2 separate regions of the Homo sapiens genome follow, and region 1 is linked to region 2. A link is a loop called in an ENCODE intact Hi-C map of the cell type or tissue named here. Cell type or tissue: GM12878. All regions are shown on one strand. Links, peaks and the distances in the headings refer to the core of each region. The heading gives the core; the rest is flanking DNA. Region 1 overlaps LOC107987083 (a long non-coding RNA gene). Region 2 overlaps GNAQ (G protein subunit alpha q).

Region 1 (12,037 bases), core at 2,422-7,421, 540 kb after region 2:
GTAAGTTACATTTAATCCTCGGTTTATTTACCTCAGAAATGAGGATAATGATGTTTAATTGTTAGCATGCACATATATGCAGAGGGCCTAATACAAGGTCAGTGCTTAATATTGGCAACCCTCAGTAAGAGGAGAAGCACAGTATACACATCAGATGATCCGAAGGCAGCAACCACTCATGGATAAGATGAGCCAGGCTAAGTCTTTACAACAATACTCCACGGTGCATAAGCAGCTCTGTCAAAAAGAAAAACTTCCTATAAAGCAATCTTATTACAGAGTGCTTCCAGGACAGCAGAAAGCCCCTTAGAAACTCAAAATTCCCTGCAGACCACTGAATATTGCAAGAGGTCATAACTGATTAGGATATAACTGAGTTTGCAAAGGAATACTTAATTTTGTGATTGAGAACCCTGGTACTTAGCAGGAAACCTTTTCTTCCCCCCTATTTCTGAGGTTAATGCTTTTAGAAATCACTGCCTGATGAGATCATGCAAATTCAGCCATCTGTATAGCTGTTGAAAGAAAGTTTTTAGATAAATTGCTATGCCTTTGCCACATAAATCCTCATAAGATACAGGACTCCAATAATACTTCAAGTTACAAGGGAGTTTCATATTTTACTAAAAGGGGGAAAAATCAATCTTGAATCTCTTAGTCCAGTGACCAAAGAATCACTTCATTGATTTTGTTCAGCTACTCAGGTGGGTGTACAATTTATCCTGATCTGATCTTATCTGATTTAAAGTTTACTTTTTCTGGGAAGTATTAATTTGAGTGTTATATGGATAGTACTGTAATACCAGACCCTCTTTACGGCCACTTTGCACAGCTTATATAAACATCCCAGGATAGAGTTTCGTTTTAATGTTTTCTCAAATTTAGAATTTGTGTTGGCTGCAAGTTATTCCCCTTTTCAACAGAAGAGGGAGGCAGAGGCTTGTCTAATAACTAAATAAATAAAATACAATAAAAAATAGTGTACCTAAGAACCAGGCTAGAGGGAAAGGGATCTGTACTCTTTTTAGGGAATCAGGTAAACAAGAACAGGATGAATTCTGCCAAGCATGATTTAGATTTTAAGAAAAAAAAATTGGAAATTGAGTGTTTTGCTGATTTAATATTTCAATTTCAGTTTCTAAAAAAGTACCAGCTGGTATTATGCTCACTGCCTGGGCAACAAGATCATTAGAAGCCCAAACCTCAGTCTCATGCAATATACCCACATAACAAACCTGCACATGTACCCCATGAATCTAAACTAAAAACCGAAATATGTAGTGTGAATCCTATTTAGTGAAAAGCAAAACATAGACGATAACACACTGATAAATTAACAGCAATTATTTCTGTGTAGTATTTTTGGTTAAGTATTTTCTATATAATTTTCAATAGTTTCCAAATCTATGAGAATAAGCATGTATTCTTTTACAACCAAAATAAACTCTGCAGAGGGCAGGGGGAGGGATATTCACTTTTATGAAATGCAATGTTGGGATCTTGCTAATACCCTAAAACATAGCGGGATGGACACAGGGTACTTCAGGGTCTGATAACTCCCTAAGCAAACTGCTGGGCAGCAGGCCACCTGGCTGACTCTGGGCTAGCTGCTACAGTATTTCTTTGCTGTCATTCCAGGGGAAAAGCTAGAGATGCTGACCGCAATTAGCTGCATGAGTTCCTGCTGGGATTGTCTGACTCTAGGAGATTCTCTTAGACTAATGTCTCCTGGGCAGATGCCCCACCCCAACTCCCAAAGAGTTCCTGTGGTTCACACCTGGTGCCATTCAGCCGCCAGGCCCTGCTTAGTAAGCCCCCTAGAAAGGCTGCAGTTAATTAAAAATTCAGAGGGGCTGCGCCTACCTAGCCTACCTAGTGAGGCAGCCGTTGGGGCTAGAACTTTATCACCTGTGGGCTTCTGTATCCTATAGTTTCCAAGGGGAGGGTGGGGAGGGAAGATGCAGGTCCTTATTTGATGGGAGAGGTGAATATTTGGGTTTTGGGCTTGTTTCACTTCAGAGATTCACCCATTCAGACACATAAGAGAATATAAGTTTTATTTTTTATGTTTTGTCCCTGGCATCAGAAAACTCTAGGAGATAGAGGCATTGGAGTCAGCTGAACTGGGCTGAGTTTGATGCCACTTGCCAGCAGTGTGACCTTGGGATTTCTGGTCTTTCATCTGTAGAATGGAAATTATAATACCAGTCTTGTCATCCTCAGAGATTATTGTGAATAGCCAGTGAAATATGCGTATGAAAGTGTTTTTGAAATGACAAAGTACTGTGTATAATGTGTGTAGGGGATGGTGTCCCAGATTGAAGTTAAATGAGATCCAGGACTGTGATAGGTCACAAGAAGAGGGGAGGCAGGGCCAGGACTACCATGGAGCAAGCAGGGTGGCCAGGGTGCAAAATTTGAGGAGGCACTTCCTTACAGGGGTGGTCATATGCCTCCTCTGAGTGGGCAAGACCCTGAGAGTGAGGGTCTTGTTAAATTTATCTCACCCACCCTACTCCTGGTCCTGAGTGTAAGTAAAATCTGTGCCTATTAAAATTACAAATGCAATATATGTTCATTGTAGCAAAGCCCACTATACCTAATTTTGCAGAGGTGTGATCACTTGGGCAGTATCTTAGGCCGCCCTCCTTGCATTTTTTTGTTTTGTTTTGTTTTGAGACTGAGTCTTTCTCTGTCGCCCAGGCTGGAGTGCAGTGGCGCAATCTCGGCTCACTGCAACCTTTGCCGTCCGGATTCAAGCGATTCTCCTGCCTCAGCCTCCTAAGTAGCTGGGATCAGCGGCATGCACCACCATGCCCCGCAAATTTTGTATTTTTAGTAGGAATGGGGTTTCATTCACGATGTTGGTCAGGCTGATATTGAACTCTTGACCTCAGATGATCAACCCACCTCAGCCTCCCAAAGTGCTGAGATTACAGGCATGAGCCACCACGCCCAGCCTTCCTTGCATTTTTTATCCATTTGCAATGTTAAGCTAGGCTTCTTGCTCTCACTTAATGGGCAGCACAGAAACATGCAAAAGAAACACAAATCTGATCACAAGACCTCTGTGGGTGTTCTAGATCTTTGTTATAGATTTACTTGCGGACTCTGAAAGGATCACACGGTGCATGACACAGCAAAATTTACTTAAACCCTACTTTACCCAGCTTTCTCTTCCCTGGGCCGAGTCTTGTGGCAGTTGCTCCAAGATCTCCATTTCCTCTCCTTGTAAACGCTCTTAGGTACCTCTTTTTCTCTACCTCCTAGCTAGACGCTACCCTTCATCCACTAGCTCCTCTTTCATGTTGTTACGTGTAAAACCATCTGGCCAGTCCAGGACTCTAACACTTGTTATTATTATCTCCCAAATCACTTCTTGAGGGATCCAAGTGGTAAGGAAACACTTCTCTTTAGGGATGGGGAAGAAAGGAGAAAGGTTGTCAATACTTCGGTAGGTTTTGTTCTGGACATGAACACGTAGCTATGTATATCTACCTCACCGATTTTTAAAAATGGGGCCACACTAGGCCAGGTGCAGTGGCTCATGCCTGTAATCCCAGCACTTTGGGAGCCCGAGGCGGGCAGATCACCTGAGGTCGGGAGTTCGAGACCAGCCTGGTCAACATGGGGTAACCCCGTCTCTACTAAAAATACACAAATTATCTGGGCATGGTGGTGCGTGCCTGTAATCCCAGCTACTTGGGAGGCTGAGGCAGGAGAATCACTGGAACCTGGGAGGCGGAGGTTGCAGGGAGCTGAGATTTCACCACTGCAGTCCAGCCTGGGTGACAGAGTGAGGCTGCGTCTCAAAAAAAAAAAAAAAAAAAAAAAAATTGGGCCACACGAAACCTAATGTCTTCTGATTTGCTTGTTCCATTTAACAATGCATCTTAGAGATCTTCTGTAGCAATATTTACAAGCCAACCTCATTGTTCTTAACAGCTGCCTATATTCTGGAGTTATTTTAACCATTTCTGTACCAGGAGATGTTTCTGTTGTTTCTTGTTTTTCACTCTTGCAAATAATCTGCAGTGAAAATCCTCCTACACTTTGTTTCCTTGCTCACTTAGTTTAATTTGCTAGGTGAAAGAGGATGCAAATTTTAACAGCAGATTATGGGAGGGGCGATTGGGAGCATAGCATGGGATTGATCTGTCCCTGGTATTTTTCTTCCTGACCCATCTCCACTGGATTCATGTTGAAAAACCGTTTTCATTTATGGCTGAGGGGTTGTAAGTAAAAACTGGGGGAGCTATTTTTCTAAAAAAAAAAAAAATCCTCAGTAATATATTGTAGCACAAATATTACTTGGGAGTAATAGCTCAGAAGAGGAATGAGGAGTTTCTGCCTATTACGCCAAGTAAACCATCCTGTAACTTTAGCCAAGCTGGGGTCCCAGGTCTGGGAGTGTGTGATGAAGTCGTGCAGACACAGCGCCACCCAGTGGCTGTCTGGTGAGGACGGGATTGTTTGCAGGGATGAGTGCAAAATCCCTGGGAACTCCTAGAGATGCCGGAGAGGGCATTTTACTGGAGGCTGAGGTCCTGCTTGAGCAGCAGGGAAGATTGGAGCCAGTGACATTTGGGTTATTGATGAAGTGACTTCATATGTAGCCATAGGCTTGTGCCTGAGGCAACTCAGGTTACTGTTGCTTTTGAATGCATTTGCATTTTATGTCTCACACAGTATCTACGTCTATTGGAACAAAATAGTGGCACTGTATGGGAGCGAGTTCTTCCTTGCTCTCTAGGCAGTGCTTATATGACTTCAGAGACCTCTGCCATAACTCTGTGGTCCATAAATTGGGAACGACTGAGATGGGATATTGAAAAGCTGAGTGCAAATGAAATCATTAACTCAATGTCAGGGGGAGCATGCTTTTGAAAGGAATCCTACAGTGAATTCTCATCATGCTGAAGGAACTCCCTGTCGCTCATACTCAAGATCCTAGAATGCCTCCCCGATGTAACAAATCAACTTCACAGGCAGCTTGTTATCCTTTCTTCCACTTGAAGGTCCCACCCTATAAGAGCTCTATTTCCTACAGCTCTGGATTAGGACAGGTGCGGTCTGTCATTGCTATCGGGCCAACTCTATGCTTATTTCTGCTTCTCTTAGTTTCTGTTTTTCTACCTCTGTGAAATGCCGCCTGTGACCCTTTAGTAACTCAAAGCCTACCATATTTCCATGCCCTTGTTAAAGTCCTTCTTAAGGCTCCCAGAAGTCCTCTCAGCCAACTTGGTCCGAAGTGACCTTTCCTTCTGCAAACTCCTCATTCTTTGACCTTTGGTATCATAAGTTTGGCATGTTACTTGTCTTCTCAGCTAGACTCTAAATTCTCTGAAGTCAGTGATGTTTAATGTCATCATAGCTCCTTGAAGCAAGGTGCTAGACACAAAAGAGTGAAATAGTATTTAACTTATTGTGTAACAAAGAATAGCAAACCTGAGTGATTTTTCTGGTAAACTTGGCTCTTCATCTATTGGATCTGCTGCAAGTACATTTTAAAAATCTTTATTGTCTCTCTCTTTAATCCACCCATTCATTCATATATACGAAGTGCTATTTACATGCCAGGCACATCCCTATTTGGCAGAGAGTGGAGAAAAAACCTTGATATTTTTATAACTGTGACAAATGGGCAGCCTGTGCTCTGTGGACAGGGAGGGCCCTGACGACCCACCAGCAGTGGCTTTGAAGATGTCTGTTTCTCCAGTTGCGTTTGTCCTCTATGTTCTTACCTGTGCCCTGTAGATCTGCGTTAAATGCTTGTAAGAGGCTGGACAAAGCTATGGGGCATGGACTTTCACTACTTTCACTTTCAATGGAGATGTGTTCCTGTGAAAAGCTTGCCCATCGCTGTAGAAAATCGAGCCAGTTGCTCATAAAAGCTGAGCTAGTCTGCCTGGAAGAGGGATTGAAAACCCAGACCACCTTGATTGTGTGTCTATATTCTCGCCCTAGAGCACTGCTTGGGAAGTATCTGTTGAACGAGTGGTGTTCATACTTCTATTGGTGGCGACCATGCTTACTCCGCTTTTGGTTGACTTTTTCTACGTGAACAATATTTTGCTAGCCTCTGGGTTAAGAGTAGTTATTTAATGCACACAGACCAATAGGCAACCGCTAAATGGTAGAAGTTTAGGGGATGTACTATCTTGGGAGGATTTATACCAATTACTCAACTGCCTGAATACCAAGTTCCTTCCTATTAGCTTTATAATAAGATAAACTAGTTCTCACATTTATCCCAAGAAGACAGGCTTATCCATATCATCTATATTTTAGCAGGCAGTACCAAACTTCAAGCCTCCAACACATTTTAAATCTTGCCATGTTGTATATTTTAAGTATCATTAAAAAGCCACTTTCTTACTTTAAAAATATGTGTGCAATATATTTTATGAAACCTATAGCAAGTCTATGAAAAATTGATTATTTTTTCCATAGGGATATGTTCAAATGATTTTCATTCTGCTCACCAAATGAAAAATCTAGCTCACATTATGTCCTTTATCTTATTTACTCCCTCTCCTGTGTATATAATCACCATGTTCCCAAACAAAGAGAAATGGGTTACTGTGTTTGGGTAGCCAAATAATTTCCTGTATTGGGCAAAGGAGTTGATGCAGATCTAAACTAGGAAGCATGCATTTCCCTTTCAGATGCCTTATTTTCCTATTCTGTACCCTCTTCCGGCCAACTCTACGTGGGCTGGGTCAGAGTATGCGATGGGGGTGCTGTAGTGAGTGGCAGGCAACTGTGGCTGCTGGTGGAGCGAACACATGATGGAAACATCAGTCACTGCAGGACTCCAGGAAGATGCAAGGAGCTTCACAGACAAAGATAAGAATTGTTCTGTGCTTTAGTCAGGATTATTTCTTAAAAACGTGTGCCAGGGCACAGTGGCTCATGCCTGTAATCCCAGCACTTTGGAAAGCCGGGGCAGGCAGATTGCTTGAGGCCAGGAGTTTGAGACCCGCATGGGCAACATGGTGAAACCCCAACTCTACTAAAATTACAAAAATTAGTGCGGTGATGCCCTGTAATCCCAGCTACTTGGGAGGCTGAGGCAGGAGAATCGCTTGAACCTGGGAGGCAGGTTGCAGTGAGCCGAGTTTGCACCATTGCACTCCAGCCTGGGCAACAAAATGAGACTCTGTGTTCCCATTTACCTTCTGTGGTGCTCCTTCCTACAGGCTGATCATGGCTGAGGTTGTCTTCCCTAGTATCCACTTTCTCCCTGTTCCTTGGGGTCAGAACCATGGCAGGAGGTATCACCAACAGCTCCTCTGTACCTGAGTCTCTTCCCAACTGTTCCCCACCAACTCTTCCATCCGAGAGTCCCGGGTACTTGTAAAACCCTCAGGACAGACAGAGGGTAGGGGAATTGGGCAGCTTGTCAGAGTGACAGTGAGATGAAGATCAAGTCTCACCCATAGCTAAGGTAGGAATCAAAAGAGCCTTTGGAGCTGGGGTACCAGTTGAGTGCACCACCTTTGTTTCACAAATGAGGATGAGACAGGCAATGAACAGAGGCTCAAGAGACAGTTGTGATAATTTCTGAGTACAGGGGAATAGGAGAGTCTAGGGAAATGGGATTTAGCAGGCAACGGGAGCAGGAAATTGGACATCGTGATGTCTGGCGTGCCAGTGCCTGACCCAGTAAGCCGAAGAGTGGAGTCAGATGTGACTGGAGTGGAGGATTCAGGGGGTCACTTAAGCTGGGGCCACATTGTGGAAGATCTCAAGAACCATGATGGGGAGTTATAAATGATCTATGCATGGAGGGGCCCCGCGGGTTTTTGAGATTGAGATTTTTGAAGGCATGATCTGATCTGAGGCTTTGGAATCACCATAAAAAGAATTTAGAGGTTGTCCTGTGTTGTGGTTTTAAACGTGTACTCTGAGGAACCGCCTTAGGGGCTGCTCTTGTGGAGGTGGTGAAAGGATCTGGGAAAAGCCAAGAGGCTAGGATCTTGGGCCCCTGCTTGCGCTAAATCAGGCAGCCCTGCCCCTGTTTTTCTTATCGAGCTGCCAGGTAAAATTTCTTCTTTTTCTTGTGATAAAGAACATAGAAGGTAAAATTTACCATCTTAACCACTTTTAGTTGTACAGTTCAGTAAAGCATATTCACATTGCTGTGAAACAGATCTCTAGAACTATTCCACTTGCAAAACAAACTCTATACCCTTTGAATAACCACTCCCCGTTCGACCCTTCCATCCCAAACCCCTGGTAAACCACCTTCCTCTTTTGTGTTTTTATGAATTTGGTCGGTCATGTAAGATTTATTTTGAAAAACAGTGCTAGAGCTGAGATGGTTGGAAAGCCATTGATCGATCATCCTACCCCGCTTTCTCCTGGCTTTGACAAAGAGAAGGCTGAGGTCCCGGAAGCCAAAGTGGCCACCTTGTGATGAAGACGTCATGCACACAGATACTTAAACCAGGGTGCCAGGAATCTAGGTTCTGTGTCTACAGTTTTGTAGACTAGGTTCTGCTGCTGTGTGTGTGATAGTCGTCAAGCAGCCGATTTAACTTGGTGCCTCGGTTTTCTTATCTGTTAAAGGATGTGACAGTAACAGCATCTCCCTGATAGACTTGTTGTGAGGATTAAGCCAGGTAATGTAAATAAAGCACTTTCAACCGGGCCTGGCACTTATATAAGTGTTTGCTGTTATTAAGTGACTTCCTGGCACAGCATGGCTCCTTATGAAGAAAGCTGTTCCTATGGACCTATAACCAGTGCCTGTGCTGCATGCTCTGTCTCCTGAGTCTTTCACCTAACACTGAATAGATGGCTTTGACTCAACCTGCCTGCCTTCTACATAGCCCTGTTTCTCATCTGGGGCATGCCACTGATGTCAAAGGATGCTCCATCAAGACCTTAATTTTCAAGGGGAAAGTGGTAGAGGACACATCACATAGCACAGGAGGAATGGACATCCTGTGACATTAATCTGAAAAGTAGTTATGGAACGCTTTAGATAAGGCAGTGGCTTAGGTGCTGAGGATACTGAATGAACAGACCAGGCAAAAGTCCCACTGTCATAGAGCCTGCATTCTAGCAGGGCAAAGCTTTGCAATGCAGACCTTTCAATAAATGAAATGCTTTTCTTGGACTCGTATGCCCCAGGAAGATGAAAAGTTTGCATAAAAATGCTCAGATTTGGAAATGGAACACTTTAGACTTATTGCTATAGTGCCTCTGAAAAGTGGTTTGTAAAAATAGATACTAAAAATGATGCAGACATACTGGTGCTCTTAGGTTGAGACAATTTTTCAGGTACAAAGTTTCCAAATCGATTTATCTCAAGTTCTGATTCAAGGGTTGTGTATATAGTACAGTTTGTCATCTTTAGAACTTGGTGAGGACAGCATTAGGCTTGTTTTACTTGTGCTTCAATCAGATGTCAGGAGGAATGTGGGATTCCACCTGCCGATGCCTCTCCGGGGCTTCATCCTTTCCTCCTCAATATGAGCAGATGACATTCAGATACCCAGCAGCAGAAGCAGAGACGGTGTGGGGACTAGTTTTGTTGGGGAAGAAAATAGGAATTGCCATTAGACTAGGATGAACTGAAGCTCACCTGTCACAGGGTGGGGACTATTCTGTGAGGAAAGAAAGAAAAGAATGGTCACACAGAGCACTCAGCTGCTTGTGAGTCCCCTATGCCATGTGCACTGCAGCCATTGCTATAAAGCACAGCACTTCCTTCCTTGGATCCTACAAATGCTTCATTTGTAGACACTTCCCAACACCGTGCTTCCAGGTGCCACTGCCAGTCAAGGCTGGTGGGTGATGTGCATCTCATGGACCATCAGGAGCTACTGGTGGCCATTAAAGTCATTAGACACATGGGAGCTATGACTCAGAGACCCATACAGCCTATCATTACCCCCACTTCTTTCTCATGAAGTCTCCCCTATTTTGTTGAGGTAGGGGTGGAGATCCCTTGACCTTAGGGAATAAGGGCTCTTTTTCAGCCCTAGGGGATGGCTTAGGGAGGTCTAGGCCAGTTGTAGTAGTCCCATTTCCTTTTGCCAGCCTTTTGTGCAGCTCTAAGTGGCTACATGACACTGGCTGCTGAGTCCCTTGGCAGTTTCTGGGAAAGACTTCTTTTTCTGTTTCTTTTTTTTTTTATTATTATTTTGAGACAGGGTCTCACTCTATCACACAGGCAGGAGTGCAGTGGTGTGATCTCAGTTCACTGTGCAACCTGCATCTCCCGGGCTTAAAGAATCCTCTCACCTCAGCCTTCTGAGTAGCTGAGACTACATATGTGTGCCACCATACCAGGCTAATTTTTGTATTTTTAGTAGAGACGGGGTTTTTGCCATGTTACCCAGGCTGGTCTCAAACTCCTGAGCACCTCCTTGCCTTGGCATCCCAAAGTGCTGGGATTACAGGTGTGAGCAACCATATCCAGCTGACTTTTTAATTTCTCAGATAAAAAGGCATAAAAGTTATTTTTTGAGGAGAAAGCTTTTTGCCCACCCTTTTCTTCTAGTGTAGCACACTGTTACAATGATACAATGCCCGGAGCAGTAGCAGCCGGTTTGCAAACCTGAGTTATCAAAAAAAGAAAATTGGACAGAAGCTAGTTGGATCCCTGAGACTAGATTATCACTGCATCTGGGCTGCTTTCTCCCAGATTTCCTGTTACATGAGACAATTGGGGATGTCTTTGTCATGCCAGTCAGGCTCTCTGTCACTGGAGACTGAGAGGATTCTAAAACTGATAGAGCAATTTTAGTCCTTGTCTTTTTTTTTTTTTTTGAGATGGGTTCCCACTCTGTCACTGAGGCAGCAGTGCAGTGGTACCATCATAGCTCACTGTAGCCTCAACCTCCTGGGCTCAAGTGATCCTCCTGCCTCAGCTTCCCAAGTAGCTGGGACCATAGACGTGCAACCATGCCTGGCTATGTTTTACAATTACTTTTTTTTTTTTTTTTCTGTAGAGATAGGGTTTCACTATGTTGCCCGGGCTGGTTTCAAACTCCTGGCCGATCCTCCTGTCTCAGCCTCCCAAAATGCTGGAATTACAGGCATGAGCCACCACTTCTGGCCAGTCTTTGTCTTTGAGGTGGGATGCCCACATAGCATATGGGTTTCCATAATGGTGGCTACTATGTAACCAAGAGACTATGTAGCCTAATGTCCCAAATTGCTATGATTCTGACTTGGGCTCATCAAACTTTAGTTTTGGAGGGAAAAGAAACCATCAGAGAACATCGAATCCTGGGTTTCCCAAGGTGGATTCTGTTGAATTACAGACATAAAAGATACTTGCACCCAAAAGCGTTCCACAGCCAAGTAGGTTTGAGAACACTTCCTACCACATCCCCTTCTCAGAAGAGACTAGGTTCTGTGTCTACAGTTTTGTCTATTCTTCCACAGCCCATGCTCAGGACCTCCTCCTTTCTTGTTTGGACCTGCGCTGTAGCCTTACTTCTGGCATTGCTGCATCCCTTTATTCCCTATGCTCTTTGACTACTAATCTCTCTCGTTGCCTTCATTCACTCACAGCTGAGCACTTGGTAGGTGCTATGCACCGTTGCAGTTGCTGGAGACATGACAAAAAACAAAACAGGAGATATCCACCCTCATGGAGCTTACATTTCAGTCAAGACAGGTACGCATGGCCAGATGCCATGGCTCATGCCTATAATCCCGGCACTTCGGGAGGATGAGGTGGATGGATCTCCTGAGCCCAGGAATTCAAGACCAGCCTTGGCAACATGGAGAAACCCTATCTCTACAAAAAAAAATACAAAATTAGCCAGATGTGGTGGTGTATGCCTGTAGTCCCAGCTAGGAGGCCGAGGCATGAGGATCACTTGGGCCTGAGAGGTTGAGGCTGTAGTAAGCCATGGATGCACAACTGCACTGCAACCTGGGCAAGACCCTGTCAAAAAAAACAAAACAAAAAAAAACAAAAAACAAAAAACAACTATGTAGTAAAGAACTACAAAGAAAAACATGTAGTATATTAGAGAATAAGAATTTGGAGAAAAATCAACCAGGGAAA
Region 2 (12,037 bases), core at 4,413-9,412:
GGGAAAGTCACTGAAGCCTAAATTTGCTCAAATGTGAAATTACAGTCTGGAGGCCCTGACTGGATAATAGATCTCTGAGTTCTCAAATTTGCAAATACTGCTTAGCATAAAATCTCCTGCAGAAAACTTGGACGTGAACTGTATTTATCAGACTGTTTCACGTTTTCTGACTTCATTAGAACCTGAACCCTGACCTTTCAGGTGCATTATATGCAGAGTGACAGTTGTTGTTTTATCTTTTTCTGAGCATTACTGCATAAATGACAAAGAACAGCAAAGTCATACTGAACTGCTGCTGGCTGGGTTCTCATTGTGAGTGATTCACTCCCATAAAACAGCCTCTCCACACTTATGATTCAACATGTGGCTCAGCAAAATTAGAAATTACTACATGACACAGCCTTTTGAAGCCCCTCATGAAAACGAAAGATCTTCTGTGTGGAGTCTTTAAGTGGTAAGGATCTACTGATTCTCCTTTACTAAGCTTCCATGTCCTTCTTAAACTTGGCATTAGATGGAGACTACTGAATCTCAAATTAGTAATTCTGGGAACCACAGTAGCAAAGAGGAAGAACTTGAACAGCCTGAGACCAAATCAGGTATCAATAATAACTCTGTCATGTACCAGCCCTGTGTCTTTAGACAAGTCACTCAACCTTCCTGAACCTCAGTTTCTTCATCTATAAGATGGAACAATTTGTTGTAGGGCTGTTAGGAAAAGTAAAAGAGATGTTTCTAAAATGCCTAGTACAAAATATTATAATTACTATGAAATCTTGTGGTATCTCAAAAGTACCATTAATAATTATTTCAACAAATATTTATCGCTCATGTGTTAGACAATACACAAGACAATGATGAAAAGGAAAAATAGAGAATGTATGTTAAATACAATGTTCTAGATTACAATGTTAGAGAAGAAAGTTTATTAAACTGCCACATATCCTTTCATTAAGACTTCACAAACTGATTTATTAACTCATTATTAAGTTTGTTCTTCTATCATTAGATTTTTATTTTTAATCTCCATTATGGTCACCAAGATAATCAATGACTATAGTTATACTGTCTTTCCCAAAAAACATTTGCTGGAACTACAATTCTCCTCTTGGTTTTGCTGGCCTATAGGCTTTATTTGCTCATTCTAACATAGAATGGGGATTCCTTCTTGGGTAAAGGAAATACCCCTCCTTTATTGTTTAAAATATATTTTTTTTTCTTTTCAGAGAACTCAATCTCTTTCTTGGCCCTACCACTACCATTTTCCATGTAAATATTCTTCTATTTGGTTCTTTGCTTAACATTTTCCTTTTTCATGTTTGTCTGTAATGTCATAATTATCAGTATCAATGACATTGTAGGTCAGATGCTTGATGCAGCATGGCAAAACCTACATCAAACACTTCCAGAGTATGTTGATTGATATAATTACATAATTCCATTACAAAGAACACTGCCTTCAGGTCTATAAAATCTTGGGGTACAATTTAAAATTTTGCACTCTCTGAAGTTCTACTATTATCTTCATAATTATGATGTTGTACTATCCTAGTATGGGTGTGTGTGTGTGTGTGTGTGTGTGTGTGTGTGTATGTATGTATGCATTATTAATACCACCAAAAAAACTAGTTTATCTTCAGAGAGTTTATACAAAGTCACAGTTGATTTAAAAAAATTGAAAAGAGAGATTAAAGATATGCATATTCATTAAAATTCAAAACAATTAGGGTATGGTCTGTATGACTACTTTCAAAGAATATCTGAGGAACATTAATTAATGGAAAATTAAGTTAATGGAAAACTAAGTTAATTGGAATGTTAATAGGTATTTGACAAATGGATTCTGAAGTCCAAGTAAGAGAATGGGGAGAATAATGGTTATAAATAGTCAAACAGAGGTCTGTGCTGCAGAACACAGAAGTTATAAAAAGGCAATGGCCCTTACCTAGAAAGGTGCTATAAATCCATGAGCCTAGCATTGGGGATATTATTGAATTTTCCAAACTTGTTTGACCATGGAAGCTTTTTTTGCCTCCAGATCTGTTGACGAGACTGTTGGTGAATTAAATCATGTTTTGAAAACACTGACTAGAGACTGAGACCCCTAACAACCAACTGTAGGTTGATTTTATACCAACAAAACAACTCATTGACTGATTTCTCCCCACCCTGGCATAATAGGTAAATGCCTGCTTTATAGATTCATATCATCTTCATTTCTGAGATCACATAATGTTATGTGGTTCATTTCCTGATATTATACCTCAGAAAAAGCCTAATCATTTTAGTCCTTTGTAATGTCTGTGCTCCTACAATCTCATTAACCAGAGGAGTATGTTGCTGCTGGTTTGGAATTTTATTTTATTTGACAACAGGAAAAACAGATAAAGAAGATTTCCCTGTTCAGTTGGTAGAATTCAGACAGGCGAAAAAATAAAAAGAACAAGCTTTTTGATTAAAAAAAAAAAAAAAAGGCCCAAATGCTCCCAAGAATTTCAGAGTCTTACATAGGGAATATCATCTTTCTGGAACATCCCATGTGAAATCTGACCACTGAAGCTTCAGACATTCAAGAAATTGTGTTAGGAAAAACTGAAAGTAAAAGGCTCACTTTCCTAGAATCTTGGGGAAGGAATAGAGCTTTTAGAATACCTTGCTTAAATGCCCCTTTAACAGAGCCAGAAACTGTTCCATTAATAAAAATAAAGAAACAAAAACAATACCTCTTTATCCTATGAAAAACGGTAATGAAGCATTTAGAAGTTGTTTTTTTTTTTTTCTTTGAGAAGGAGTCTTGGTCTGTCACCCAGGCTGGCAGGCTGGAGTGCAGTGGCAAATCTCGGCTCACTGCAAGCTCCGCCTCCCGGGTTCATGCCATTCTCCTGCCTCAGCCTCCTGAGTAGCTGGGACTACAGGCGTCTGCCACAACGCCCGGCTAATTTTTTGTATTTTTAGTAGAGATGGGGTTTCACCGTGTTAGCCAGGATGGTCTCAATCTCCTGACCTCATGATCTGCCCATCTCAGCCTCCCAAAGTGCTGGGATTACAGGCGTGAGCCACCACGCCTGGCCTAGAATTTAAGTAGGAAGAAGGGAAGGAAAATAACTCACATCCTACAAGGCCTGGTTTTTTTGTAGTAAGTTATATAATTTGTCACTTTAAATAAAGACCCAAATTTTGAAAATATTATAGATAAGAAGTGTAAAAAGTTACCTGGACCACTGCTGAGAAACTGTTAACTTTCCACTGAGAGTATAATAATATAGTTATAGTCTACTAACACTTTTGAGTATTAAAAAGGCTACCAAAACAGTTAATGTTTGTATTAACCTGTTCTCACACTGCTATAAAGAACTACCTGAGACTGGATAATTTATGAAGAAAAGAGGTTAACTGACTCACGGTTCTGCAGGCTGTATAGGAAGCATGAATGGGAGGCCTCAGGAAACTTACAATCATGGTGGAAGGTGAAGGGGAAGCAAGCACGTCTTACCGTGGTAGAGCAGGAGAGACAGAGAAGCGGGAGGTGCCACACACTTTTAAACGATCAGATCTCATGAGAACTCACTCACTATCATGAGAACAGCAAAGGGGAAATCTGTCCCCACGATTCAATCACCTCCCATGAGGCCCTTCCCCCAACAAGTGGGGATTACAATTTAAGATGAGGTTTGGGTGGGGACACAGAGCCAAACCATATCAATGTTGTATGTCTTTAAAGTATTTATTGACCAGCAAATCTATTTTATTACATTGATATTATTCAAGGAAGTGTGCACATTAAAAAATTTTTCAAAATATAAAATCTTCCTAAAATATAAACTTTTGATAAATCAATGTAGATTTTAAAGTAAAAAATGAGCAGAAATACTTTTCTTGGTACCTTCATGTACTTTAGTCATGTTCTTAGCCATATCTCTTTCTAACATCATGTCCCTAACATCCTTCAGAGAACTATATTTTTTCAATATTGACATATTATGTATTTAACTATTTCATAGAATTGTTTGTAACATTCTTAAAAATTGCCTTAACTATTTTAGGTCAATAAATTTGAAACTGTTAACATTTTCAACCATGCTCTTCTTGGTAGACCTTAATAGTTTTAATTCAGAAACGGCCTCTCTTGTTGGTTCAGATACTTGGTAAGCTTAGAACAAGGTCTGCTGAATGGTAAGTAATCTCACTCTATTATGTTTTTCAAATGGAAAGACATAAATATCTCAGTTCAAATATTTTCATAGAACTATCTTTCGGTATTAGTTCAGAATAGTATTATTTCACAAATATGTTTAGGAGATGAAACTCATAAATAGATTATTGCAGCTTGTTTGGATACAACTGTGATTTATGTGTGAGCCATAACTATTCTAAGAATATTTCTGGTCCACTAGTTTATTAATTTAATACATACAGTATTTTACCATGACACTATGCTCCATGAAAAATTATACTCGTATCATTACCACAAAATACATTACTTTGAACAATGACTTTTAAAATTTTTTAAAGAAGCAAAAGCATTTACTGTAGCAATCAAAACCATGTTGGATATTTCACTTTATCAGCATGAACTTCTAAAAGCTTCATCTCGATTCCATGAATTAATGAAGAAAAAACAAACCATCAATTACCTGCAAAGTTTTTCTTCTGCTAAGAGAATTAACAGATTAATTGCTATTGCTTCATTTTTTTGTACATGCATAAGAAAACCTGGAATAAAAATGAGCTAAATTAACTCGGAAAGAAAGTCATTTGATCTAAACAAAAAGTCATGCTTCACAGAGTGATATAAAAATGCATTCTCTGCTGCTGCACATGCTAAAATGTCATCTTTGGGCACAGTCTTCTGAAAATAACAGCGAACTCTTGAAGCAGAAGATTTGTGTCTTTCGTATTTTGTGTGGTTGATTATATTCATGGCTACAATGGTGAATGTTAAGTACTGATAAATAATTTTATATGAATTACACATTATCAACTTTCTTTAGAAACAAAAATACAGTACTTAATTTTTTGTTAAACATGCATTTTCAAGTTTCTAAAAAAACTTATTATGGCCAAAAAGATCTGCTGCAAAATAAAAGCATTATCAAACAATACAACAGATTTATACCAAACAATAAATGATAAAGCAAAATCTTTCATACCTCCACAGTAAGACTGCTTCAGCCTTCATTTTCCACACACATTTCACATACACCTAGCAACTGCCCACTGACCCTACTCACAGAAGTGTGGTGTCTTCGTGGACCTGGCAGCCTACACGCCAGACCATAGCATGACTAGCTGATTCAAGCAGACGGTAAAGGCAGCAGCACCACATGCTTCTCCACCATCTTTCAGACTGGAAGAGTTTGGCTGCCCCTAGTCACTTTTGTCCCAGCTTACTCCATATTAGCAGGAATGCCCACACGCTGTCTTTGAAAGAGAGATGCAGTTAACAATGCATCTGGGAAGGGATATCAGACTCAACCAAGTGTAAAGTGAGAAGTCTGTTTAACTGCAAAGGCAGAATCTAGAAATACAAAGTGAATGTCTGTTAAAAACATCCTGGATTATTTTAATGCAGCTATTAATAAGAATGCTTCATTAAAAAAATAAAAAAACTGGAATAAATGCTAAACAGGCGGGAGGCTGGGACAACAGGTGCAAACACAAGTATCTCAGGCAAACTAGGACTTATGATCAACCTATGCATGGGGAAGACTTGGGTTAGATATAAGAGGCCTAAATGTGAGATAACAGTCTGCACATCTACCTGATACAGCAAAATTTTATAAAGGGGTCAATATCTAAAATTAAGAGCTTTAGCATTAAAAACAACAAAAACAAAAAACACACCCCAAAAACAGATGTCCTAATTCTCTTGACAAATTAGAAGTCCCAGCAACACTGCATCCATATTCCAAGAGGACAACAGGCTGTAGCTAAGAAGGCTGCCAATAGCTTCCCACTATTGTCAAGAATAATGAGAGAGTACATATATTTTTATGAAAGTGAAAAATATTCTGTGTTCTATAATGCAAAAACAAACAATGCTATGGCAAAGAATAGAACCTGGCCAGCTTCTCATTACCTGCCTGACCCTGAAATAATCTGAGTTTGCACCCTACCCCCAGGCCCAACTCCCCATAACGCTGGTGTCCTTGTTGTGTGCTTTGTGTGATAAGGAAGCTTGTGAACTCTCCACAGAACTGAGAATTATGTTGAATCTGACTCCTACCAGTGGGCATTTTCTCAGCTTCCTGGCTAGAATCCATTAAAAAACGTGCACCTGGGATCTTCTGATGTTCTTTCCCCATTATCCCTTTAATTTATGCCCTAGATGCTTGTGTTATGAGTTCCAACACACACAAGTCTAAACAAGGGAACTGAGGCACGCCTTAAGTGCCAAATGGTACCACATGGTTTGGGTTGTCAGGGGTGGTCATATGCACAGTGTTATAAGGGCCTACGGCTTTGGAGTCAAACACATTGAATCAAACCATGTTCCCATTTACTTGCTTTGGGATCTCTCCAAGCCTCAATTTCCTTATCCCTCCAATGAGGTAATGATAACTATGTCACAGCACCGTTATAAAGTTTAAATGTAATAATATATACAAAACAGTATAGTAATAGGCACACATTAACGGGTCAGTAAACAGAAACAATCCTTGGTTTGTACTTCAGATATGACTCAGGAGGAATGATAGTGAAATGTCCTTACACAACCCTTTTTTTGTATTCAGTAAAACAACGCTTTTGGGTGTAAGATCTTTGGGGATCTGTTACAAAAACAATCATTTCTACGGTTCTTACCAACATGCTGTAGCACTATCAGTTTTATATCTTAAGAAAATGCCATTTTAAATTCTCAAGATATGGGTTACATGTAATAATTATAGTGATTATTTTATAGCCATAACTGTTTTGCAACTGGAAGCATGTTGACTTAAAGTGACATAGAAAAGGTTTTTTTTTCTCTCTAGAAAAGGCCGAATTTCATTATATTGCATTAATCTCAATGTTGAGTTTTTAAAACAGGCAAAGACCACAACCTGAATAAAACCTTGTCTAAGATATGGAAATACATGTGCGTGAAGACTTTACCAGACAGCATATCCACGCATGCTCTTCTGCTTGAATTCTGATGAGCTTCCCATGAAAAGCTAAAGTGATTGGTGATGTAGCAATGGTCATGAAATCAAACCAAATCCATGTTTAAATAACTAAAAAAAAAAAAAAAAAACTGAGCAACTTGCATTGCTTTTTCAAGGAGATAAAAATGCATATTGCCTCTTTTATGTGTTCTTAGCTATATATTTATTTTTGAAACGCTTTCATGTAATTTCTAAATTTAGCCCCTACTTCCTTTTTACTGTGTCATCTGAGCTACAGCCAGTGTCTGATAACATTCTGATCTTCACTCGGAGGAACCTATACAGAAACTGCCTTTCAGAGCAAAGATAACCTCTTACTAACCTCTTCTGTGTTTGCAAACAAGGAGTGTACTGGATAGTATATAATGACCGCTTCATTCTTCTCTCTCATTTCTAGGGGCACCACTTACATACATTTTAAATATTTAAAAATTCCCTTTACTTGTTGGTAGAAATATCAATCTTTCTAGAGCATCAACATTTTTTATTAAACCAATCTCTTGTTAAAAAATATATGAGTTAGAGGAAGAAATTCATCTCTTTTAACCTAAGGCAGGAGAAAGAAAACAAACCCCGTCTCTACTAAAAATACAAAAAATTAGCCGGGCATGGTGGCAGGCACCTGTAGTCCCAGCTACTTGGGAGGCTGAGGCAGGAGAATGGCGTGAACCCGGGAGGCAGAGCTTGCAGTGAGCCGAGATCGTGCCACTGCACTCCAGCCTGGGCGACAGAGTGAGACTCCTCCTCAAAAAAAAAAAAAAAAAAAAAAAAAAAAAAAAAAGAAGGGGCAGTGAAAACAGAGCTGGTATGGTGGTATGAGGTGACAAACCACTGCAGTTATAGACAGAAACTTCTGAATCCTTTACCTGGGTTAATTATCATTTCATGAAAATGTTCTTCTCTTTTATTTTCTATTCATTAATAGCAGATTTAAGATAGATGAATTATATAGCAATTAAAATTTTTTTTTGTAAAAATGGACAATTTCAAACAAATGTATTCAAAATTTTAATCAGAAACAATCTGAGTGTGTTGCCAGTAGACACTGCACAGGAGGTGCTAACCTATAGATCTGGTGAAGAATGGATGTGTATGTAGTAGGGCCTCAGACTTTCCAGAATCCTACCCATCCTCCTGTAATTAAGCCTTTCCTAATTACTTTTTTCTTTTGGGCCATTCACAGTCTTCACAGCACAATTGTTGGGCACCAAGCTGTATCGTGCCTGTCACTGCTATTTAACTGATCATGTTTTGTACATAAAGAATTTCCAACAATGCAGTAAATTACTTTAGGTCAGAGACTAATATTTCTTGCAGTCTAGCACAATTTTCATGTTAGATCAATAAATATTTCTACAATGGGGCTGAGCTGTCTTGCCTTCTTATATATTTGTCCTGAAATGTGATCTAACAAGACTGAGGAAAAGATGATACAATGACCAGTACAGGACAGAAAAAGTAGTTGGAAGGCCTGGGGGAGCCTCTGTTATGGTCTAGGACCAGTCTCTTAACCTTTATATGTTAAGGGTTGACTTCTATAACTGGAATATTGGATTAGATAATGGCTGAGACACCTTGCCCTTATGATTACACATTCAAACATGGCTAAAGTGAAATTAAAATATTTAACCAGTGGTATGGCATGGGCACCAGCCAAACAGAACAGAGCAAGGCCCTGGACTTTCCTCGTCATGCCTCACATCAGCCTTTTAGGTGCTGGATCACAAAAAGGCCAGGATGTCCTGGGGTGGGACAAGAGCTGCTGGGGCCATTCATGGAACTTGGGGAAGCAGCTATAATATTATACTTTTTCAGACATTTTAACACAGGTATGGTGTTATCAATAGTAGGGGCTGAATACTAACCCAACATATAAGAAACACCTTAGAGTCCTAAGTATTACTTTATTTGAAGGTTTTTATTCTTACATGAAAGCTACGAATGCTTACAGATCTGAAAATAAAAACAAATTCCCACCAATGCTATCAATAATCTTTTTTATTGTTCTTCTTCACATCCTTATAATTCAACATTTTTTGAGGCAGCCAAGTAATAATTCCTGGCTTCTCCATAGTAGTGTTAAGCTCATCTTGCAATGAGGAGCCCAAAACCATACTATGTTCCCTGCTTTCTTCAATAAATAAAGTGGAAAAGCCAAGGACACATCTGACTACTATCCTGCTTTTACAGATGAGAAAAGTGTTATTTAGTGTTCACAATAAAATTCCCTGTGACATGAAGCAGCAATGACTGCGGCTTGAAGCTCCTCTCGACACAGCTGCAGCTTTGTGGCCCACCCGCAGCCTTGAGAGCCCAAGAGAATGAATCAGAGAACAGAGGGGAGGGCTGATGTAGCTCTTGGACTCAAAGTGGTCCACCCACAAGCAGCTTCTGCATCGCCTTAGAGCTTATAAGAAATGCAGACCTCTAGGCCTCTCCACAGATCCACTGTATAGGGATCTCCAGGTTAACAATATCCCCAGGTGATCTGTGTGCACATTAAAGTTTGGAAAGTGCTGATCAGTGCTTCTCAAACTGGGCTGAACATCAGCATCACCTGGGGAGCTTAAAAAAAAGACTCTGATGTCTAGATCCCACCATTGAACATTGTGATTTAATTGGTCTGAGACATGACCAATTTTTTTTTTCTTTTTTTGAGACAGGGTCTTACTCTTTTGCCAGGCTGAAGTGAGTACAGGGCACGATCATAGCTCACTACAGCCTTGATCTCCAGGGTTCAGGTGATGTTCCCATCTTAGCCTTTCAAGTAGCTGGGACTACAAGCATGCGCCACCATGGCTGACTAATTTCTGAATTTTTTTGTTGAGACAAGATCTCCCTAGATTCCCAGGCTGGTCGTGAATTCCCATGCTCAAGCCATCCTTCTATCTTGGTCTCTCAAAGTGCTGGGATTACAGGTGTGAGCCACTGTGGTTGGCCTGGCCAAGGTTTTCTAATGCCCCCCCAAGTGGTCTACACTGGTAGAGACCTTGGTATCTGAAGTATGGGGCACACATCATCCATGGGGCACAGAGAGAAAATATCAAAACCTATGCATATAACCTGAGGAAGACAAAGATAGTAAGTTTTGTCATATTTAATGCATGGAGTAACAATGGCGCCAGGACTTGTCTGATGTCCCTGTGTGGTGACCAGGAGTTCTAAGGAGTCGTTACTAAGTATCTTTGTTAAAACACAAGCGGTTTCTTATGTTTTGAAAGACCTGAATAACTTAAAGATAACTTAAAAACACGTTTTTCTTTTACAAAATGTTAGTCTTCCAAATATGCTGACCTTTTTTGTTGTTGTCATCACAAGGGGCTGAAGTGGCAGCCTATCTGGCAGATATTTTTGTATGAACATATTTCATCTATCCCTTCAAGGCCAAAGAGCATTTCAACAATGAGTGTGAAAGCAACTGCTAGAAAACTTGTGCTGCAAAAAAAGCATTTTGAAAATGGATATTTGGATATGTTTCCATTGTGGTATGATTTTGCTGTCAAAACCACTGTTAAGGTGTTATACCACACACACACACACACACACACACAATCAATGTGTGAACTTGTAAAACTTGAGAAAAAGTCCTTTAAAGAAAGAGTTTCAGTGGAGTTTTTAACCCATTTGTTAAACATGAATAATGCAACATCTTTCAGTTAGTTTGAAAGAACAGCTGACATCAGTGAAGATGGACACTTACTAGCAAAATTTCAATTAAAACCCTTTGCATAATTGGTGAATAAGATTGAGAAAGAATCATGATGTAAGCACAGCTAGTAACATTCCTTCCATTTATAACTACATATCTTATGTGGTTTTCTTTTATTTATGAGACATTAAAAGTAAGTAGTGACTTAAGCAGAACTTACTACCAGACCACTGGATTAATGTGTCACAAATTAATCATTTTTTAAAAAAGAATTAAAATGTTTTATATCACAAAGGATTAAAAATTTTCATCACATAGAATTTTAAGAAAAGCCAAAATAACTTTTAATGATGGAGTGCATGATTTTAAAAATTAGGACCATATGCAGTTTAAAAGGCAGTCTACACTGGGCATTCAGTAGTATCCCACACCAAAATCAGGAGGATCAATTTCCACCCATGCAATTTAAAACCATCATTCATATCATTGATAATGTGTTCTAGTATCTACGATGGCCACCCACCAGAAGTGGAAAAATTATTAATTGGTATGACTGTATTTATAAAAAGCCTCTGTTAAATATAATACAGTGGAAAACTACTAGACAGCATTCTGAGGACCAGATGACATACGCTTTCAATGTGACAGAATTATCTGTTTCATACTCTGTGTATTAATATTTGGTTTTGTTGCTAGAATCACTAAACATCTTGACCTTAATATTACTGTGCCTGTAAAAATGCCCACGTGATATAATGGACACTGCTATATAGAGAATACATCTTATCTGATCACAGAAATACTGTTCATGATTTTGTGAAATTGTACCCTTAAATGAAAATCTTTAAAGAAAATGGATGAGCTGCAAGTAATAAGTATTCATGAACACTTTTATGTATCTATATACCTGCCTTCAGTTTTCTAAGACTATCAGAGTCTCATGTGACCTAAACTAGTTGTATGTAATTGCCCTCGCCAGCTCCTTCTCATAATGCATTAACCAGCAGAAGAATCCTCCACTGGCTCAGTGTCATGTGCTCTTCTCACCTGAGGTGCCTCTGCTCTGGGTAACTCTCAGGATATAGCACATGTAGGTCAAAGACATCCTTTGGAGAGATTAGAGCACTTTTTTTTTTTTTGGCTTTTCCAACACTTTTTTTAATGTTCTCCATACTGTACCCATCACATACAACTCTTCTACACAATGTACTGGAAATGACTTGCTCCCTGCTTGCTAACTGAT

Evidence for each region. Hi-C counts contacts between places; a loop is a spot of excess contacts. Peaks named below come from ENCODE experiments on the same cell type or tissue, not always from the same donor. Only the 100,000 strongest peaks of a DNase experiment are listed, where the experiment ranks them.
Region 1: it touches region 2 in a loop (5-fold over the local background); 1 of 110 quality-filtered maps calls a loop at or near these places.

What each region holds. Positions count from the first base shown.
Region 1 is chr9:78,365,377-78,377,413 of GRCh38, forward strand. The region is part of intron 1 of LOC107987083 (a long non-coding RNA gene); the gene reads left to right. Among named protein-coding and RNA genes, the nearest start is that of PSAT1, 74 kb to the left of the region's middle. In GM12878, for the core only: a CTCF peak has its summit at 4,446 (motif pointing left); no DNase peak of the experiment used is centred there.
Region 2 is chr9:77,820,168-77,832,204 of GRCh38, forward strand. The region is part of intron 2 of GNAQ (G protein subunit alpha q); the gene reads right to left. Among named protein-coding and RNA genes, the nearest start is that of GNA14, 180 kb to the left of the region's middle. In GM12878, for the core only: no CTCF peak of the experiment used is centred there; a DNase peak (open chromatin) is centred at 7,414.